Regions from separate parts of the Mus musculus genome. Here region 1 is linked to region 2. The links are chromatin contacts, found by POLR2A ChIA-PET in ENCODE. All regions are on one chromosome and are shown on one strand. The core of a region is the stretch at or near the end of the contact, and the rest is flanking DNA. Distances in the headings are between cores, read along the strand shown.

What was found. ChIA-PET counts read pairs that join two places held with the same protein, here RNA polymerase II (POLR2A).
Region 1: POLR2A ChIA-PET joins it to region 2 with 16 read pairs in Patski. The contact joins the promoter of Vps37c here to the promoter of Ddb1 in region 2. POLR2A ChIA-PET finds 5 or more read pairs at or near these places in 3 of 5 experiments (Patski and embryonic stem cell).

The regions. Positions count from the first base shown.
Region 1 is chr19:10,684,485-10,691,188 of GRCm38, reverse strand. It overlaps Vps37c (vacuolar protein sorting 37C), which reads right to left and starts at 2,454. Exons shown (of 5, transcript NM_181403.3): 1 at 2,210-2,454. 2210404E10Rik (RIKEN cDNA 2210404E10 gene) reads right to left here and starts at 6,396. Exons shown (of 2, transcript NR_131163.1): 1 at 6,230-6,396; 2 at 5,631-6,048.
Region 2 is chr19:10,600,335-10,607,447 of GRCm38, reverse strand. It overlaps Ddb1 (damage specific DNA binding protein 1), which reads right to left and starts at 1,851. Exons shown (of 27, transcript NM_015735.2): 1 at 1,682-1,851; 2 at 455-603. The coding sequence starts at 1,742. Tkfc (triokinase, FMN cyclase) reads left to right here and starts at 3,190. Exons shown (of 17, transcript NM_145496.1): 1 at 3,190-3,280; 2 at 6,688-6,877. The coding sequence starts at 3,278.

The DNA.
Region 1 (6,704 bases), core at 1,205-3,704, 83 kb before region 2:
ACCTGGCACATTAAGTCCTCTGTTCACAAAGATATTAAATGCAAAGTTGTTGTTTATGGGGCAGAAAAATAAAGTGACAATCCTAGCCTGCTCCTTCAGCCGCTTGTGAACCTGGGGAGGAGATACTGTGCTGTGGGAGTTAAAATATTCACAGGTCTTCAATGAAGAGGCCTACCTAGCTGAAGTTACCTTGAAGTTCACAGTGGAGACTCCCTTCTATAGCCCATCCTAAGCCCCAGGGCCTCACCTGTCAACTCCAGCTCAATCAAGGCAAACCTGTTTGATATCTAAGGTCTTCCAGACAGTCAGGGAAAGCAGGTATAAAGAGGAGAGAATGGAGGGAGGGATTTGTGGAACATGCTGCCAAAGCCTGCACAACAACCTAAAGGCTGTGGCCATTACTGAAACCTGCGTCACAGGGCAAGCTGGGTAGGGACAGATCAGAACCTTTCAGGAACTCCAGATCCCAAGAGGAAACTTCTAACACAACCCACCCCCCCCAGCCCCACCCCCACCACCCACAACAGCAATCCAACTGCTCTAATACAGGTCCTCAATGACCTCATTGGTCAGACTGGAAAAACCCCACTACTGCGAGCCAAAGTGTCCAGGAATGAGTCATATGTCTATTTATCTCAAAGTCCTGTTAATGGCACACTAGCACATGTCAAAGCAATAAGCAAAAGGCAACAAGAATCTTGAGTGACCACCTCAAGCTCCAGTGGCCCAGCAAATCTACAAATATGCATTAAGACCGGAATCACCCAGTCAGTGTATGTGTTAAAAACAAACTCCTGGGGCGCCAGCCAGCTAACATCACAAGACTCTCCAGAGATGGGGGCTCTGCATTTTCAACCAGAATGACCGCAGATAATTCTTAAGCTCCAACATATTAGGGCAACTGAGGCGTCTGGAAGGCAGTATTAGAGTTAAAGACTCATTTGCTTTGTTAAAAAAAAAAAATCTAACAGCCACTCATTGGTTGATAGTAGCCAATTCTGTAAACGGGTCACCAGTCACTCAGAGGTGTTCTCTATATCCAGTAACCAGTGTAAAACACCCCCAAAACAGTACCCAGCAAGGACAGCCACACAAGCAATCAGAACTACTGCTTGGCAAAACAGCAACAGAAAACAGCCCCACTGAAGCACTCCATCATGTTTTCTACTTAATGGAAATTACAAAGGCACTGGGCCAGATTTCCAAGACAATCTTACGAAAAAGGCTTTTTTTTTTTTCTGGGCACTATGACTGCCAAGAACAAAGACTCATTTCAGAGTCCACCATTTCACCCAGCAGCCCTCAGTTCCACAATCCCCAGATCAGGGCCCTCCCTGGGCCCCAAGCAAAGAAGAGTCTTTCCCTTCTAAGTCCCTCTATCACCACCATTTCTAGCTGCAGGACTGACAGTCACTGAATGTGGAGTGGCACGCTATTGGTAGAGACACCTGGAAAATATGCAGGGAGCGATGAAGGAGCCCTGGTATCCGTGAAGTTTCTTGGCTCAAGGTGGCTAGCCCAAATCTGATTGACAAGGTATAGGCTGGACTCAAGAAATGTGACCCTGATGATAGTCCACTCTACCAGTAACTCAAACACATCTCTGGGAATGTCTTGGCCCACCAAAAAAAAGTGAAAGAACACCCCTAAACGGCTGTGAGGGGAGAAACAAAGCAGAACCAGGCACATGCTGGGACCATACACCTGGAAGGCCCAGAAGTAAGGATGGCTCAGCCATGCTGGACAGTTCAAGTCGGGGTCCAGAAGAAAGGGGAAGAACCCTTACCTATTGCTAACCTGGGGAATGATACAGGCCAGCAAGACAAAGGCCAGAGTCCCTCTAACTCCACTATATCGCAGGGGCAAGTCAGAATACACACAGGCCTCAGTTTCCCAATCCGTACAAGGGGCAAAGAGGCTCTTAATGACACAAAGGCCACAAGGTACTCCTACAGAGGGTGAAGGGTTGCGTGGCGTTAGCGGATAGGTGGGAGGGGGCGGGGCTGAGGCGACCGGCGAGGACAGCCTCCCACCGTCCATCCCTCCCACCCCACTGCAGGGGCGCAGGCCCGCGGGGAGTCACGCGCCCATCGCGCCCAATCGCCGGCTTCGGCCAGGAAACCCATCTCTGAGTTCGCCGGCAACGCCCCCGGCACGGTAGGCCGCTGCCCGCCGCCGCCCGAGACCTTCCCCAGCGGCGCTCACCTACCGGGGCCGCCGCTACCGCGGGCAATCAGCCGCTGCCCGCACTTCCGGGATCCACGAGCCCCGCCTCTACCGGATGTGACTTACTCCCGCGTCCAGCTGAGAACGAGCCGCACTGCCCCTCCGCCGCGCCCCGAGTGTCCTGCCTTGTAGGCCTAGGGGTGGCCACGATACCTGCACTCAGACGCTGGTGGCTTCAGGCGCCACACCCGCGGAAGGCCACTCGGCCCCGCCCGCGCGGGGGAAGGCACCACCCCTAGCCCCGCCCCCGCCGTAGGACTCCGCCCATTGCGAGTACGCCTGCGCAGACTTGCAGGCGTCCCTTCGTTTGCTCTGAATATCCTGAGACAAGCGTGGAACTTCCAAAGGGAGGCTCCAGATGGGCTCTTATTGCACCACGGTATCCCCGGCCTGCTGCGCACACTCCTTTTTATAGTTTGGCCTCAGGACTAGAATGGCTGCGGTCCTGAGTCCCCTTCAGACACTGCTAACAGCTCTGAGCTTTCCTAAAAAATCACCCTTTGTCAGGACCGTAGATTGCTCTTACTCGTCTGTAGATGAGTGTGTAAGCGTCAGACTTGATCCATCCTCACTCGCCCAGAGTGACAAGCCTCAGGAAGGGATGGAAACAAACCAGCCCTGAGAGGTGAACGCCATTCCACTTTGGCTGCAGTGGTTAGATTAGCTTCCAGCCTAAGAAAACCCTGCCACCCTTTGTTATACATTAGAACTTTTGTTGCTAGTGGCAGAGACCAGCACAAATTGGCCTCTTCAAAATGGTAATTGCTGGGTCATACAACGAGAAGTCCAAAGGCCCTAAGTGATACCAGGCTCAGTGTCAGAGGCCTCCACCTTCACTTGACTCTGACTTCTGTCCACCCAAAATGGATCTCACCTCAAAGAGAAGGAGAGAGCCAAGAAAGAGTGACCATGACATGGGACACAGGTTCAGGTTGCCTTAAATAACATGTTCCAATGTAAAAGTGCTTTTGTGAAGTCTGTACAGTAACAGAATAAGGCTACCCCAAGGCATTTTACAAATACATTGCTGGGACCATCAGGCCAGTGGGTAATGAGAAATTAGGGAAAATCTCTGTTTGGGTCTGAGGTGCTATTTGATTACATTTTAGCTTTGGGGTCTGCTGAGTTAGTGCATCCCAAAAGGTTTACCCGATAATCACATTGATATGAGGTAAGGCACAGAAGTGAGCAACATTTATTAAGGAGAATAACAATAATTATCAGTTAATTGGACCCTGTAACATCCCAGCTTTCCACAATCAAGAAGTTCTAATCAGTCAACAGAGTTGCAATTTTATTTATTTATTTATTTATTTATTTTTGAGGGGGGACTTCCATCTTGTAAGTTTCTCTTTTGGGTCATCGAATTTCATCAAGATCTCCCACTTTTTCTATTTCATATTCTAGATCTAAAATGATCATCATTGTCCCCATTGGTCAGAACTCCCTCCCCTTTACTACCTCATGGGGTCCCTGGGTACTCAGGTCTCAAGTCCCCTGTGCTGTCCTAGAACTCTCAAAGTAGTCAAGAGTAAGCTCTCACCTCTACCTGGCAAGTGCACAGTGTTATGCTGTGCTGGAGACACAACCCAGGCCCTGCACACACACACTCTCCCCTACCTCTAGCACAGCTACTACAAAAGGAATCAGGACAGACGACAGCTGTGCCTGCAGGTGACTTGCTTGAGGTGCTACCTTTGGGGGCCACCCAACATGATAGGGGTTCAATGCTGTTTGTTTTGCAAATACTTCATTTTGTAAGAACTCAAAGTCAGAGTGAGGACTGTTGACAGCCGCTTCCAGAAAGCCTGCTTGACACCATTTCTCCATGGTTGGGAGAGCCGGCCAGGCCAGTGAACCTGAATGTTTTTGTCCTTTCTCTTATGCTGTGTGAGTTGGGTTTTTTGGGTTTTTTGTTTGTTTGTTTTTAATTTTGAGCTGACAAGCAGACTCCATTTTGTGCATCATTATATGCAGGTGCTGGGAACTTCTAAAGCTAGAGCCCAAACAACCAAAACCCGAGAAATTGACAGAAGTCTGCTGCAGACCAAACACGGGGTCTGTCAGTGCCAAGCACTGGTGGTAGACCTTTTGAATAGCCAGACTTGGAGCATAACAGGAGGGAGGGAGAGCAGTGGCAGGAAAAGGTCTCGTGTGAGAGGGGGCACTAGGAAAGATGCCTTGACTTGGCTTCATAGAATCCCCAAAGCAGCCCCAGCACTAGTTGGAGCCACAGGCTGGGCCAGAAGGCCACATAGCTATTCTTTCAAATCTTCAGCTGGCCACTCCCAGCTACTAGACTAGACCTCAGACCTGGAAGACACTTTGTCAGGACCCAACCTGGGACTCTCCAGTTCCAAGTCCTAGTTCATGCTGTACCACTAAACCACACTGTCTTTGGCCAAGTCCCTTCTGTTTCCTAGCACTCAGTTCCCCGTGTGTAATGCCAAGGAGAGACCCAGAACTCATCCTCCTTCAAGATACTCCATGATGGGGCTAGAGAGATGGCTCAGAAGTTAAGCATTTGTATTTCTCTCAAAGGGAACCCAAGCTTAGTTCTTAGCACCCAGGTCAGGTAACCCACAACCTCCTGAAACTCCAGATCCAGAGGATCTGATGCCCCTCTTTTCTGGCCTCTGCATAGACACACACACACACTTAAAAATAATAAAACTAAAATATCTCAAAGAAGAACTCATAATTGAAAGGACACCCCAGTGAGGGGGATTAATGCCTGCTTGCCCATCTTTAGTCTCCCTTCTGTACTTGAGTACAACACTCACCCAGGGGACCTCTGTACCCCATTACCACTGTGATCTCAAGGCCTCCTTCATACTTGATTCCTGGGCTCAGAGTGAATGGCTGTCTGTGATCCGGGTAGGGTGGCCAGGGCTGTCAACAAAGCCAAGCTTACTCTGGGCCCAGGCCACATGGATAAGCTACATATCTCGATGTCTACCTATAACAATGGCTCTGCCCTCTTGGTTTGCTTTTGTTGCCCTCTCTGGTTTTCCTGGAAGGTGCACACAATAGAACTAGGGAGAGTGCAAACACTCTTGTCTAATCTTCCCCAGTGTGACCATGTGGCACTCAGTGATGGCCCCACCCTTGGTAGATCCTGCTTCCTACATTCCTCTCAGTAGGTGAGCAGGAACTTAGCATCAGCACCTGTCCCAAGGCCTATGTCTAGCAGTCATTGGGACAGAGGAATGCCTGGCCTTTTCTGGTGGCTTGTCCTATTTCTCAGCCAGATCCCTGTAATGAGACACTCAGGAAGCATGTGTGGTCTCCTCCCCTCTCCTCTCCCAGGATGTTCTTGAGAAGCAGAGGCAGAAAGTCCTGGGTTTCAGCCTCATGTGAGCTGCTCAGCACAACCATGTTCCCCAAAGAAAGACAAAAATGCATTTTCAATCCTAAAACACGGTGTCACTTCCAAGTTCACAGTCAAGAACTGTACAGTCAAGTAACAACAACGACAACAAAATCACATACAAAACAAGTCTCATAATATTTTGAGTAAGTTCAAACTTTTGTGTTGGGCTACGCGCATTGTTAGCTATCCCAGGGTGTGTGCAGACCACATGGTAGACATGGCTCACTGGGCATCTGGTTCCAGTTGACAAAGTCCAAGTAGACGGTGCTCGTGGTTTTATGCGTCTTTGCCATGCTTGCCCAGAAGAGGAGGGAATGCTGTGGGCTGCCAAGCTGGGCATGGTCCAGCGCTAACCTGTAGCACCACCTCTGGCTTCCTGCTGCCAGTCCAGCTGCAAGTACGCCTATGGTCCCTGTCGCCTTCTGCTCTGAGGCTGTGGGTCTGGTGAGCTGTGGAGACAGGCAAAGAACTTCAATATGTGGCAGCTGTGGACCTCGGAAAGTGCCCATACCACTGAGCGTCTCTGTCTCCCCTCTCAAGACTCTCGGCATCTATTCCCCACGCCACCCCAGGAAGAGGTTGACCAAGCCCAAGTCAGAAACCATGAATTTCAGTGCCTCTCTGCCTTACCTTACAGATCCTGGTAAGTTACACGCTGCAGGTCTCAGTGTCCCCTCTTCCAAAGAAAGGAGTCGGGTTTGGGAAACACCAATCACTCCCGAACAAGTGCCAATGCTGACTAGTAGGACACTCTGCTGAAGGGGACCCATGTTGCTCAGGAGTCTACAGCTTTATCCAGAGGTCAGGAGTGCTGGGATCAACTGGTGACGTCTGCTTGGCACTCAGGATGGAGGGCAGACCAGGTCCTACCTACCCAAGTCACAACCTACCTGCCACCAATAACAGAGAACCCATGTGTCCATAGGACACTCTGACACTGGATTCTGTGAGATGTCATGAAGCAGAACTAACCAATGGGAAATTTGAGGACTCTCCAATAGAAACCTGATCCAGGGGGACAAGTCGCCTCCCCTAAAGGATGGAAAACAGGAAGAGGACGTTGGATCCCAGTCATGCCAGCGAGGAAATTTTAAGGTGAGAGATG
Region 2 (7,113 bases), core at 602-3,101:
AGTAATAACAAGCAAAGCTACAATAGATCTTTACTAACAGTCCTCAAAAACATTCATGGTTTTTTGGGGTTTTTTTGTTTTGGATACAGTTGAATTACAATTGTTCTAATAGTAATGAAACTGTTAAGCTAACAGGATGTGCTTACTCTGTGAAAATCAATCATTTTATCTTCACAGTACTCTACGGGAGAGGGCACCGTTACGCCCATTTGTAAACGGGGAAATCAAGGCTTTCAAAGGTGCTTTACATGAGATGACTAAGAAATGAAGCTAGGATTAACACTACAACCTCTGCGGCATTAACCCACAAGCTCCTTCAGGTTCTCTTCCCTAATAACTCTCTCCTTCTGGGATTCTGGTTACAGACTGCCATTCCCAAAGAGTTTCTACTTAAGCCTTCACCCATCCCATTTAAACTCTGCACCCAAGGGTTCCTTCAGGGCCCGTCCCTTACCTTGGGCCTGAAGAGCTCCATGACTGCAATCTTCCCGTACATTCCCACCTCTTTGACTGGCCGAAGACCCTCCGCAGTGACCACATAGATCTCTAATCTTGTGTTTTTAGCAATCAACAGGTTCAGATCTTCCGCTGAAGTAAAGTGTCCTGAAAGAAGAGAGCCTCTAACTTTGGAAGCTGGAGGATAGGCCTTTCAGGTACCTCTAAATAAATCTACCTAAGGACCTCGCCTCCTCACCAAATGAAGCACCTCAATGTCTTGCTTCACACACTCAACAAAGCTATAGTCTTAATCAGACTTTTAAAAATGTACTGTCGACTGGGCAACAACAGCCTGGCCTTCAACAAACTATGACCACGAAAATTCTTCGGATGGTTGTTGGGTTTTCCTTTCTAAATTACAACAGCAGACTGTAATTGACGCTAATGGAGAAAGCCTGTGTTTCCTTGAGTTCCCATCCAGAAAGATAAAGCGAAGAAAATTTCCCAGAGCCTTCAGTGTTGTCCTTTTATCTCCCAAGCAATCTACCAACACCACCCAGCCCTCTGTAGCTCTCTCTGAACAAGAAACTTTTGTTCTGAAATGATTAGCATTTACGTAAATACACGAATTTAAGTAGCTGAAAATATGAGTTCAAGATGAATGTTCTTTGGTTTGGGATGTAACTGCCGATAAAGAGCCACGCACACAAACAAGGCAAAGCTCGCACACTGACGGGCCAACCAAACCTTGTTCTCCAGCAGCGCCCTGGAGTAAACAACAGCCCCAGGCAAAAGGGTGGGTCTGGAGAGGGCCGGGGGGGGGGGGGTGCAGACATTGCTCAAATTCCTCAACCTCCTGGACATCCACCGGAAAATTATGAACTCAAAACTTGCCCCATTATCATCTCCCCTTTCCCCTGACCACATGGGGCAAGTTTGAAGACTCAATCAACCACGCACACAACTCACACTTCGCTCTCCGTCCCATCAGGCCTGGACCAATCCTCAATAACAAGTGACCTCCTATGAGCAAAAAAGGACCCAGAATAGCTGCTTCCGCTGCCCAAAAGGCGCGTGGTGGGAACAGCTCCTTTGAGATCGCGAGCTAAGGGGGACGTTCCGCGACTGCCAGCGCCTTCCATTCCCGGAGCCCAAGTTTTTGCTCCCGCCGCCCCTGGGGCCGCTGGCCTCCCTAGGCCTGGGATCCCTCCCTTGCCCGGGTCTCCGGCCGGGGCAATCTCACCGGTCACACAGCCGTTCACTGCAGTAGGCTTCTGCGCCGTTACGACGTAGTTGTACGACATATTGAGGCCTTGGGTTGGCCCGTGGGGCGCCTAGAGCGACGATAGAGAGACGGGCGCGAGCGAAGAGACTGAGAACCCCCACCCTCACGCAGCCAACTCCGTGGCTGCTGCCTCCGCCCCTGAGACACGTTGCAGGCCAGAGAGGCCAGGCGCAGAGGATCACGGGACGGCCTCACCTGGCCTCTTGGAGGACTTACGGAGCCCGAGGCGGCCAACCAAGCGAGGCCCCGCCCCCTGAGGTCCCGCCTTCTCCTAACCGCCAGAGGTCGCAGTACCCGGATGAGAGCGAGAGTACCGGTACGCAGGCAGAACTGGCCTCCTCTTTGGTCTGCTACGCCCTAAGTGGCCGCCTGCTGGCTTCCCAGCCCAGATCCGCGCCCCTTCCTCAGATTCTGCCTCCTTCCTTCCTCCATAGCTCCAGGCGTCCTCGGGGTTTTCCCTCTTTTAAAACAGGAAGGGCTGCGGAGGACTAGACTGGGGATAAGAGGTGACCATCTGTGCACATCCCAGAGTAGAATCGTGCTTTCCTTTGCTTAATTCTTCGAGCTCCTCCTGATCCCTCGAATGCCCTCAACTGACTTTAGAACAATCATCCCAGCCTCACACATCACCTGGGGGTGTGTTTGCTCACCTCTTTTAATTTCTCCAGAAACGAAAGGACTCTCCACTAAATTACTTGATAGCACTATTAGTGCCTCTACTGCGATACAAATTCTAAGCTCAAATACAACGCAGGAATTTCACAGGAAGAGCCTAAACACCCAGGTGACTAGTGCAATCAGCCCCGCAGATGCAGGTCCCAGGCTTCATCAGACAGCCTCCATGTCCCCAACCCCAAAGGAGGAGCAGCAGAAGCCTAGTCCTGAAGCATCTCCAGAATGCCGGAGGAGGAGAGCTAACTCCCTATTTTACAAATGAGGCAGAGATCAGTGTAGCTAGGTTTGAACCAGGTGGAACTGAAGATGATTTGTACCTCCCCAGCTGGCACTCGACTTGACTCTGGGAAACTGGTTGACTAAGGGGAAACATTAGGCTTTGTAGCAAGACTAGACATGGGCTCAAGTCCTAACTCTCAGCAACACAATCTTAGACAACTCACTAGAGCTTTCAGTCTGTGTTCCAGAAGTAAAATAGGATCACAGAGCTGACTCACTACTAGTGTGGCCAGCCAGAAAGGTAAAGGTCTTTGTACATTTTCTCCTTCCCAGCTTTAAGCTGGACATGATTCCAAACACTGCCTTCTGGCTAAGTGGGGGTGTGAACTTTGGTCAGTCCCCACGCTCCTCTCCATTCCTAGCCCACGAACTAGAGTTTGGACTTGGATCAAAGTCTGAGGCAGCTCCCTAATTCTTAAGGCACAGGCACGGGAGGCATGACATTGCCAATCGGCTGCCCATACCTTCAGCAACTCAAGTCCTTTCCACTCCTGCAGGTGCTGCTGTCTCTACTTCAGACCTGGTAGCAGTCAGGACCGTCCACCCGGCGGCATCTCAGAGCAGAAGTGTGAGCTCAGCTTGTTTCAGAACTTTCCCACCATGGTGAGTCCTGTGGGAGCCACAATAGAGGGACGACCATGGGGAACCCCACTCTGGACACCCGGACTCTCTCTAGTCCCCATCTGAGACGATGCTGCCTCTTGGGGTTCAGAAGACAAGAATTTCATTTTGTATCTCCAGCTTAATCCCCGTTCCCTTTCCTGTGGGCGGGGCACTGGGCCAAGCCAGGTCTGAGGTTAACCTGAGGCACCCTGAAACCCCTATGGCTAGGATCTCAGGCACGCATTTAGATCAGAACAACAAGTTACTTGCTGTGTGATAAGTCACTTTGCTAGTCAAGGAGGGAACCTGGAGGAATGATCGGGCCCTTGTTCCTCAGCCTGGGCATGTGTGGGCTGCTCCCAGAGCAGGGAACTGCAATGTGGGAGGCTCTCAGTGTCCCCGGGGTTTGCTTTAAAACTGATCTTGAACAGATCTGGGCTCGATTTCAGCCTCGTGCCCATCACTGTGTTACTACTATGCCAAAGGCTTCACTTCTCCGGGTCTCTCCTCTCGCCAACCTCATCTGCAGTATGGCAGACTAAGACCTGCTAGCACATGGCCTGGCCGCACAGTGTTGATCAGACTAGAATCCTAGTGGCCTAGTCTGTACCTCCCCTTTCTTGCCTTTCCTTTCCCTTGTGTTACTGGGAAACAGGCATGGCTCTGGTGCAGGAATGATTGGGAATCTCTTGGAGGGAGACTCAGTGATCCCTCTTTCCCCACCCTGTGCCTGTGACTTCAGCCACTTGGGAAAACAGCATGTGGCTGGGATGAACCTGGAGGGTCTAGGCACTGGCTGGCTGTGTGACTTTGTGCACAGTCATTTGTTGTGCTTCAGTTTTCTGCTGTTTGTACTAATCTTACCTCCAAAGGGTTATTGGGGAAATTAAATTAGACATATTCATACTTAGAAATGGGTCTGGCTCTTAGTGCGTAAGAAATGGAGCTCATTTTATTCTGCTTGTTGTCTGTTGACCTAGGCCACTCTCGTCATCCTTAAGTAGGTGTTATGGCCTTGGCCCTTGTTAAATGAAGGAAAGCCTGGCAGGAAGACATCAGCGCTTCATTTTGCATAAAGGCTCAGAAAAAAGAGGCAGGAAGTGTGTTTTGCGGAGACCTGGGTCAGGCTGCGATCACTAGGTGGCGCCAGCAGTCTCTTCTGGATCCACTTTGAGGCTCGCTCTTCCTGCCTCCTGAGGACAAAGGCTGCTGGCTACATCCCATCCCGGAACAGTTATTTAGCTAGCTCCAGCTTTTCAAAGCCTGTTCACAAAAGGGGCTATGGCACCTTTTTAGCGAGCTTTTCCCGTAACACTGGTATAAGCTCTGTAAATCACTGTTCCCAGAGGAAGAACTGAGCCCAGAACAGAGGTTTGCTCCCTGAGTTCAGGCGTGGTGTCCTGCTGACACTAGAGCCTGGGCACACGGCGACTCTGGTCTCTCTTACTGCACACGCTGTACAGACTCAGCTGGACCCAGAGGTATTCTCCAGGGTTTAGGTCAGCCTTTGCACGCCCTCTCTCCTAAGGAGGCCCATAGCTCACCGTGTAACTGCCCTGGCAGAATGCAGACATTCTAAAGAGACATTTCACCCCTTCCCATTAGCTATCAGACTGCTGAAATAATGCCTGCAACAAAGTGGAATTTTCCCAAGAATCTCAAGCTGGGGGAGGTAAAGACAGAGAGACAGAGGCCCTGACACTCACGAGGAGAAGCAGCCAGGAAGAGATTTCACATGTTTCTGACAGTGTTTCAGCTGCCTGCAAGAAGGGGATGAGTCAGTCAACCACACCTTGGCCCTAACTGACTAGGCTTTTTTTTTTTTCAGTGTTTTATTTTTTATATTTGTTTGTTTGTTTTGTTTTGTTTCTGCCTCCTGAGTTCTGGAATTAAAAGCACACACCACCACAACCTGGCTTGTTTCAGGGTTTTTTTTGTTTTGTTTTTTTTTTTGCTTGTTTGTTTTTTTGTTTTTTTCAAGACAGTGTTTCTCTGTATAGCCCTGGCTGTCTTAGAACTCACTTTGTAGACAAGGCTGGCCTCGAACTCAGAAATCCACCTGCCTCTGCCTCCCGAGTGCTGGGATTAAAGGTGTGCGCCACCACGCCTGGCTTGTTTCAGTTTTTATGTTCAGTTTGAGACACATGGGTCTCCTGTAGCTCAGGTTGGCCTCCAACTTTCTGTGTAGCTGATGCTAACCTTGAACTCCGGAGTCCTCCCCCACCCCCGCCCCCCAAGCCTCCATCTCCTAAGGCCTGTGCTACCACACCCAGCTAGAACTACTAGGTTATACATACCTCTCTGTTTAAACCTAAACCTCGTATCCGTGCCCTGAAGATGGCTTTGGACATGAGAGAGTATCCCTGGACCTCTTTATTTGTTCCTCTTCCCAATGAGAACATATTAATGAATTGATAAATAATGAACAATCTGATAAATTATTATAAAACATAAATTATAAGTAAATTGATAAATCTCCTTTGTCTGCTCCTTACTGTTGTCTCTTTAACTGGCCTGTTGAGGACATGGCTCTGAGGATAGTTATTAGGCTCTGGAGCTGAGGCTTTGACCCTGACGATTCCTGTGAACGATTCTTCCTGTGGCTTGTGAGGCCCCTGTCTACCTCTTCCTGTAGGCCATATTGCTTGCAACACTATGTCACTCTGATGCTTCCAGGAGCCACTATTCTATTCTGTATCCCATACCTTGGCTTATGCTTCCTTCTGCTCCGAATACCCCCCACCCCCTTCCCAATGCCTACATGTCTCTTTCTTGTTCTTCATAGAGACTTCCCCTTTAGGAGACTGAGGCCCTTTTCTTCTGTGCTTCCACACACATGTATGTCCCTCTTGCATAGCATAGCACGTAAGAATGATATCTGTGTTCCCATGAAGGGCCTAGCACTGGGCCCTGCTACCCTGCATGAACGGTCTAGCTCTAGCCCAGGAAAACCAGTTGTGGTACCAACTGGGTTGGTGTGGGGCCTGCCCAGACTCTACCCATCATAGGAGTCTCAATCTAAAACCTACCTCCTCTAACAGAAACTGACAGGGCCCCAATTTCATTTTTTTTTTCTAGTGAACTCCCCCATTTGCTTTACATTGAAGCTGTTTTGCAGGATACATAGAAATCATGGTGATACATAGAAATCATGGTGTAAAGGTCTATTAGTTAAATAAATACTGAATAAAACATTGAAAGTTGAGAAGTCACAGACACCTGCACCTGGTAATGACATAACTCAAGGTACCACTGTATCCTTAGAATTCCTAGGTGGCTTCTGTAGTTCCTTTCCCCTGGCATGAAACCCCTGGGGAGATTTGGCACTGTAATGTTGCTGGGCAGGCAGGATGGGGGTACCTGCTGACCACACTCTGAACCTCTTGTTTCTTGCTCTTCCTCCACAGAGTTCCAAGAAGATGGTGAATTCTGTGGAAGGGTGTGCTGATGATGCCCTTGCTGGGTTAGTAGCCTCTAACCCTGACTTGCAGCTCCTGCAAGGGCACCGTGTGGCCCTACGTTCTGACCTGGACACCCTCAAGGGCCGGGTAGCACTTCTGTCAGGTGGAGGCTCAGGCCATGAGCCTGCCCATGCCGGTGAGTATCTTGTGTTCATTGTAAGGGGTGCTGGCCAGAGCAGAGTAGGGATCCTGGGAGGTCCTCAGTGCTAGTGTGAGGTACCAGACAATCAGTGCAGGGGCCAGAGTTAGCAATGGGCCCAGTCTCCATCCTCCCACAGCCCCCAGCCACTCCACGCCCAGTCACAGCCTGTCTCTGCACCTGGATTCTTACAGCTCTAGAAATGCAGGGTTGAGCCAGTTAACCCCTGAGGC